2 separate regions of the Homo sapiens genome follow, and region 2 is linked to region 1. A link is a contact called in ENCODE Hi-C or POLR2A ChIA-PET data. All regions are on one chromosome and are shown on one strand. Each heading gives the region's core, a stretch centred on a gene start or an enhancer-like site at or near the end of the contact. The rest is flanking DNA. Distances are from core to core; before and after follow the strand shown.

The links. Hi-C counts contacts between places; a loop is a spot of excess contacts on that map. ChIA-PET counts read pairs that join two places held with the same protein, here RNA polymerase II (POLR2A). Pooled maps may share reads with other maps.
Region 2: a map of mammary epithelial cell shows a loop between it and region 1 (6-fold over the local background). The contact joins two enhancer-like sites. A Hi-C loop is called at or near these places in 2 of 168 maps with a recorded cell type or tissue (PC-9 and mammary epithelial cell) and 2 of 50 pooled maps. POLR2A ChIA-PET finds 5 or more read pairs at or near these places in 2 of 52 experiments (H1 and MCF 10A).

The regions. Positions count from the first base shown.
Region 1 is chr7:40,921,054-40,923,753 of GRCh38, reverse strand. It overlaps a transcript of SUGCT not described here. Among named protein-coding and RNA genes, the nearest start is that of LINC01450, 58 kb to the left of the region's middle. Within about 2 kb of position 1,298, at least 2 of the 41 ENCODE cell types and tissues checked have a DNase peak (open chromatin) inside an H3K27ac peak, as active enhancers do; they include PC-9 and mammary epithelial cell, where a contact is called at or near this core.
Region 2 is chr7:41,106,437-41,109,136 of GRCh38, reverse strand. It overlaps LINC01449 (long intergenic non-protein coding RNA 1449), which reads right to left. Exons shown (of 6, transcript NR_110832.1): 2 at 1,214-1,278. LOC105375241 (a long non-coding RNA gene) reads left to right here. Exons shown (of 4, transcript XR_927190.1): 4 at 1-269. Among named protein-coding and RNA genes, the nearest start is that of LINC01449, 6.2 kb to the right of the region's middle. RefSeq lists an enhancer at 628-1,827. Within about 2 kb of position 1,381, at least 4 of the 41 ENCODE cell types and tissues checked have a DNase peak (open chromatin) inside an H3K27ac peak, as active enhancers do; they include PC-9 and mammary epithelial cell, where a contact is called at or near this core.

The sequences.
Region 1 (2,700 bases), core at 49-2,548:
AGAGAAGATAACTTAGAATGGGATCTGAAACACCAAATACCATATTTTTGCCAAGGATGTAGGCAATATTGATGGACTAGAGAAAATTGCAGGCCTGGGGAATCTGGTGGTCCCCAAGAAGAACCTTGACCAGTCAGTGCTTTTTCCTTAGAGGAGAGAAGATTTAGGGGCCTGTGAATTTATTCTCAAGCCAGAAATTCTGAAAATTATTTTCTGTCTCCTTGAATTAAGGTAACAGAACATGTTTCAATTTCAACGTTGATTATTGACTCTCTACCTAAGAGCTTTGTGCTCTGAATGGGTAAATGGTGCAAAACCATGGTTAATGATTATCAATGACCAAGCCAAAAATCACTATGTGAGCTAGAATTCTTGTCAAAACTGCTAAATGCCCTTGTTTTTTCTGATTCTCAAAAGGCATTTTTTCAGAATAAATGTCTCCTGCATGTAATATCTTCAACATAAATAGCAGACAATTCTATGATGTTCTCTGATGGTAACTTGCCAAGTAACTGCAATGCTTTTAAAACCAGGTAGGGAACCAAGGGGCCTAAGTTCCTATACAAAATCTCCACAGGGTGCACACCCAGGACAAAACACTGCTCATCTCTTTCTCCTCTTTCTTCACATTTATAGGCTAAGGAGTCTCCCTCAATTTCTATTTTATAGAGGCTCCAACTGAATCTTGAAAGCGCTGGCCTTGATGTCTACCTCTCCACCCATCTCAGCTTTCTAATCTTCCCAGAAGCACATACAAAATGGCCTTCTACCAAAGGGTCTGTCCAGTAGCTAAGAGCTGGGCACTTTCAAGACAGCTCAGAGGGCAAATCTCCTATTAGTAATTACTTGGTATTGCCCATGCCTGTGTAAAACAGCCAAAGGGCAGGAAATACCACCGGGGCAAAGAGGGGAAAGATAGAGGCCTGTAAAGAAATATGTCTGAAGGCAAGTCAGCTATGTGTGGCACTTATTGCAAGGTAAAACTCCACTCACCATTATGAGAAAGTTACTAACTCCAACTCGAGGCAACTGTCAAGGGCACCTTTCAATTTACTAACCCAAAGCTCATGTGGCCTCTCCTTGAATTTTGCTCTATTTTGGATGAAGTGAAATATACCAGTGGATTCTTTCAAGAGAAGCTACAGTCATTGTTGATTTCTACACTCTCAGTAAAGAAACCTTGTGTTTTTTGCTTCCTTTTAAAGTATGCATGTGATGTCAGTTTTGCCCAAGGCTGCTGTCTCTGTCTCCTTGGCAAGGACTAAGAACCCTGCCCCATGAGTCAAGCTCTCTGACTCCTGAGGCGTGAATATGAGGCAGACTGCAAGAGCCACCTAATGAAGAAGGAAGGTGTTCTCTTCAGAAGCACCCAGGTCTTAAAAAGCACAGGCAAAGAGCCAAAGAGTTTCCTGAAATTAGGACTTGGAGTGCTGGTGCTCCTACCACCAGGGAAGCCAGGTGAAACAACATCACCTCTTTCCTGATCAATTTTACAGAAACTCTGGGATAGGTGACAAATACTTTACTAAGCCCAAAAGGGGTCACTAGAAGACATAGTCCGATTTGGAAGAATGCTAAGCTTAATCATTAAGGAACTCCTCACCCCTCTAAACCCTGGAGTAAAAACCAAGTGTCTCTCCTCATAGCATTGGATAACCATGGAAACAATCCAGGGGGTGACAAATACGGGAAGATACATTTTTTTCCTTTCTAACACATCTGAGTTAATATAGGAACACTGGTGTCTCTTTTGAATCTGCAACTTAACTGACTTCACTACGATTTATATTCATGTTATGGATATATGCAACTTCTCCAGGGTAGAGAGAAAAAGATGGCAATATTTAATTTTAATGTTCTAAATAAATGGCTGGAACTGCCACCTCCCTATTGTGAGATTGTCCTCAGCTCCAGTCTAGAGCCTTTCCTTGCATGCTCATACATGCACACACCCACACAAACCTCTCAAAGTGCAGTGGGCAACCTCACTTTCGAGCTGAGGCCCACGAAAAGCAGGAGGTTACAGCCACCACCCCCGGGGGTTGGTAGCTTTGGAAGCAGACAAAGGCCTCTGCAGGAGATGACAGCTGGGAAAAGCCGAGGCATCTGATTGTGCTGTTCTTGCTTACTGGGCTCTTCTTTGCCACTGGAGAAAGTTTAGAGTCCTGACCTAGCTCCAGGAGTTCTTCGAGGTGAAGAGTATTCCAGCCTACACTAAGCCTGGTCTCCCAGTGCCGCCTGCTTCACCTAGGTGAGATCTGAGCACCCTGATGACCTGCTTCAGTACGAAGGTGCACATGGCCCCCAGCCTCTCTCTACCTCCATGGAGGTTTTATTTCAGAACCCTTGCTATTCCCTCTCACTAGGACCTTTCCACCCTGGCGGAGTGCAGCAACTTTGGATTTTGAAAACACAAGGTTCAGGGACCTGTGCTTCTTTGTTTTTAAAAGGCCCCTATAGTCCACATACAAATTTATTCACCTCGCTTCCAAATAATATATTATTTTGTAAAAAAATAAATAAATAAAATAAAATTTAATTTAAAACCAGAATTTTCACCTTACAAGCACCTATTAAAGTGATTCTTACAATATGAATATTTTTGATTTATACTAACACATTTCCATCTGTATCCCTAGAGCACTGGCAAATGCAGGAAGGTGCCAATAACATCCAACCTGTGATGGGAGATACAGGCAT
Region 2 (2,700 bases), core at 132-2,631, 190 kb before region 1:
TTACAACATTCTAAAGAGCCTCACATAGTATTTTAAAGCAATGGCAAAACATGAATGGCAAAAATATTTTCAGCATTGACATCATCAAAGAAGAGAACATTTTGGTCTGCCCTGCAAAAACTGTCATATTACAGTATCACAGCATTCCTCAAAGTGCATTGTAGAGCATTGATTCTTTGAGGACATTAGTAGGTATTAGGGCAGGGAAATTATTGTGTGTTCAAATATATTTGAAATGTGAGAGTCAATAAACAAGATCCTTACTGTAAGATTTCTCAGAATATTTATATCCCAATGGGGATGTCCCCATTATCCAAGGACAATATCCCAATGGCCTTTGTGCATACATGTTGGAGCTCTAGCATGTAGCATTTCCAATTAGATTTGACCATGGCACTCTACTTTCATGTCCCATCTCCTAGTACTAGTGTGTCACTGAATGCACAGTAAGAAATGCTTGTATATGCACATAGAAGATTACATTATAGTCTTTTGTGCCATGTAGATATATAGATAAAACATATTTTAAAGATATATGCATGTGTAATTTCATTAGGATGAAATTATTTCATAACTGCAAAGAATTCAAGTTATTCATCCTTTGCTAATTGCCTTTGGCTTTAAGGCTTGTCAGAATTCTTCTGCTCATTAAATTCATAATCTCCTTCTGAGGGAGCGTTGAGGACGACTTCACTGGAGTGGCTCACCCACACACAGCCCCCAAATCAGGCTGTTCATCATCTGAGTGTTTTTCTTCAAGCACACAAAGAAACTATTTTCTTCTGGGTAGGGGCTTCCCCTGACCTCCCACCCACCCTGGTTAGGTAAAGAGTCATCCCCAAAGAGATGTGTCATTCTTGGAACAGAACATCCCTTGGCAAACATTCACTGAGTAATCATTCAACTAGAAGCATAAATCTACCCCGAGGGTCGGAAAAACCCATAGTGAAAGAGAATAATGGGCAAAGGGAATTGCATTCCAGGCTATTAAAATAGACACGGGCACTGAAGTGAATGTGCTGAAATGAAACAAAGGGAATTCTCCAAAATTCAAACATGGAACTCTGGGTGATAAACTCTCGACCTGGTCCTGATTAACTCTTAAGTCACTCAGAAGAGATCATCATTCCCTTTTACTCGGGACAGTATGGTGGTTGATCCACACTGGGCCATTTCCTGTTGACTTCAACACGGGGCTGATGGTAAAAACAACCTTTCTTCTTTTTCCCCTATCCTTTCTTCTCCACGCCCCTTCCATATGTGGCTATCATGTTGACCCTGCAAAAGATATTAGACAAAAAGTGAGTCAGAGCTCAGGATTCTCCGGTGAGTCAGAGCAGCCTACCTGCAGCCAGACAGGCCTGGGGCAGAGAGCAGCATTGGCACCAGCTCTGCTCTGTAGGTTGGAACGGGAGCTGAGAGAGCTGTACTTGCTGCAGAGGCTGGCGGGGAAGTTTCTGCTGGGTGGGCTAGGCACAGGTCCAACAGGGATCAACATGTTCTCGTCACGATTCAGACAGACGCCTGACACCAGGGGGGATCCAAGCTGGAGCTGCCCAACAGGTGGGCAGAGCATTGCTCAGAAATTCAGACTGGCCAGGGGCTTGATTTTCAAAGAGGCAGGATATGGAAGTGGTTGGAACATGGGCTTCTGGTCTCATTTCCATCCCTTGTAACTGTGATTGTGGACAAGTTACTCAACCTTCCTGAACCTTGGTTTCAGATAGTGTTACCGAGGCTCTTTTAAAGGATACAAGGAAATAAAATACCCAACATTTATTCAGCACCTACTATACTGTGCAAAAAGTCGGCTAGGCATGATTACATTTAATCCTCACAACAATCCTCTGGAAGAGGCCTTATTATTATCTCCATCTCTGAGGTGAGGAAGCTGATATTCAGGTCACCATCTAGTAAGTGATAAATCCAGACCTGAGTTCAAGGGCCAAAGTTTTAGCCAAATACTCTCACCAAATCCAACTCTTCTCTGGTAGTAGGATACTCCTACTGCTGGTAAGAGTAGGAATGACATTCTTAGCCCAAGTTCTTGATGGATAGTGCCAACGCTTGGAGTAGGGGAAAGGGCAAGGTGACAGCAAGGCTGTGGTCTTCTTAGTCCAAAGTCAGAGCTGAGAAACTCCTCAGCTTGTTAGAAAGGATGCCAAAATCTCACAGAAGGGACTTGAGAACAGAAAGGCATCCACAGAACTCTGGCTTCAAAGTGAGGCACCATGCAAGTGGGCAAAAAACAATGAAGAAGTGCAGGGATCAGCGCAAGGACATGACCCTGGATTAGCATCCAGCACAATCCAGAAAATCAGGAAAGAGTATGGCAGTCTGCTACATGGAAGGTGACTGTGTCCCAAAGACCACTGCAGGACTGCAAGAGGTTTAGGATAGGATGCGTGGGACAAAGACAGTCAGTGTTAGCTCAAGAAATGGAGCTATGGCTGGGCATGGTGGTTCACGCCCAGCACTTTGGGAGGCCAAGGCAGGCAGATCACTTGAGGTCAGGAGTTCATGACCAGCCTAACCAACAGGGTGAAACCCTATCTCTACTAAAAATACAAAAATTAGCTGGGTGTGGTGGCGTGTGCCTGTAATCCCAGCTACTCAGGAGGCTGAGGCAGAAGAATTGCTTGAACCTGGGACACAGATGTTGCAGTGAACCAAGATTGTACCACTGCACTCCAGCCTGGG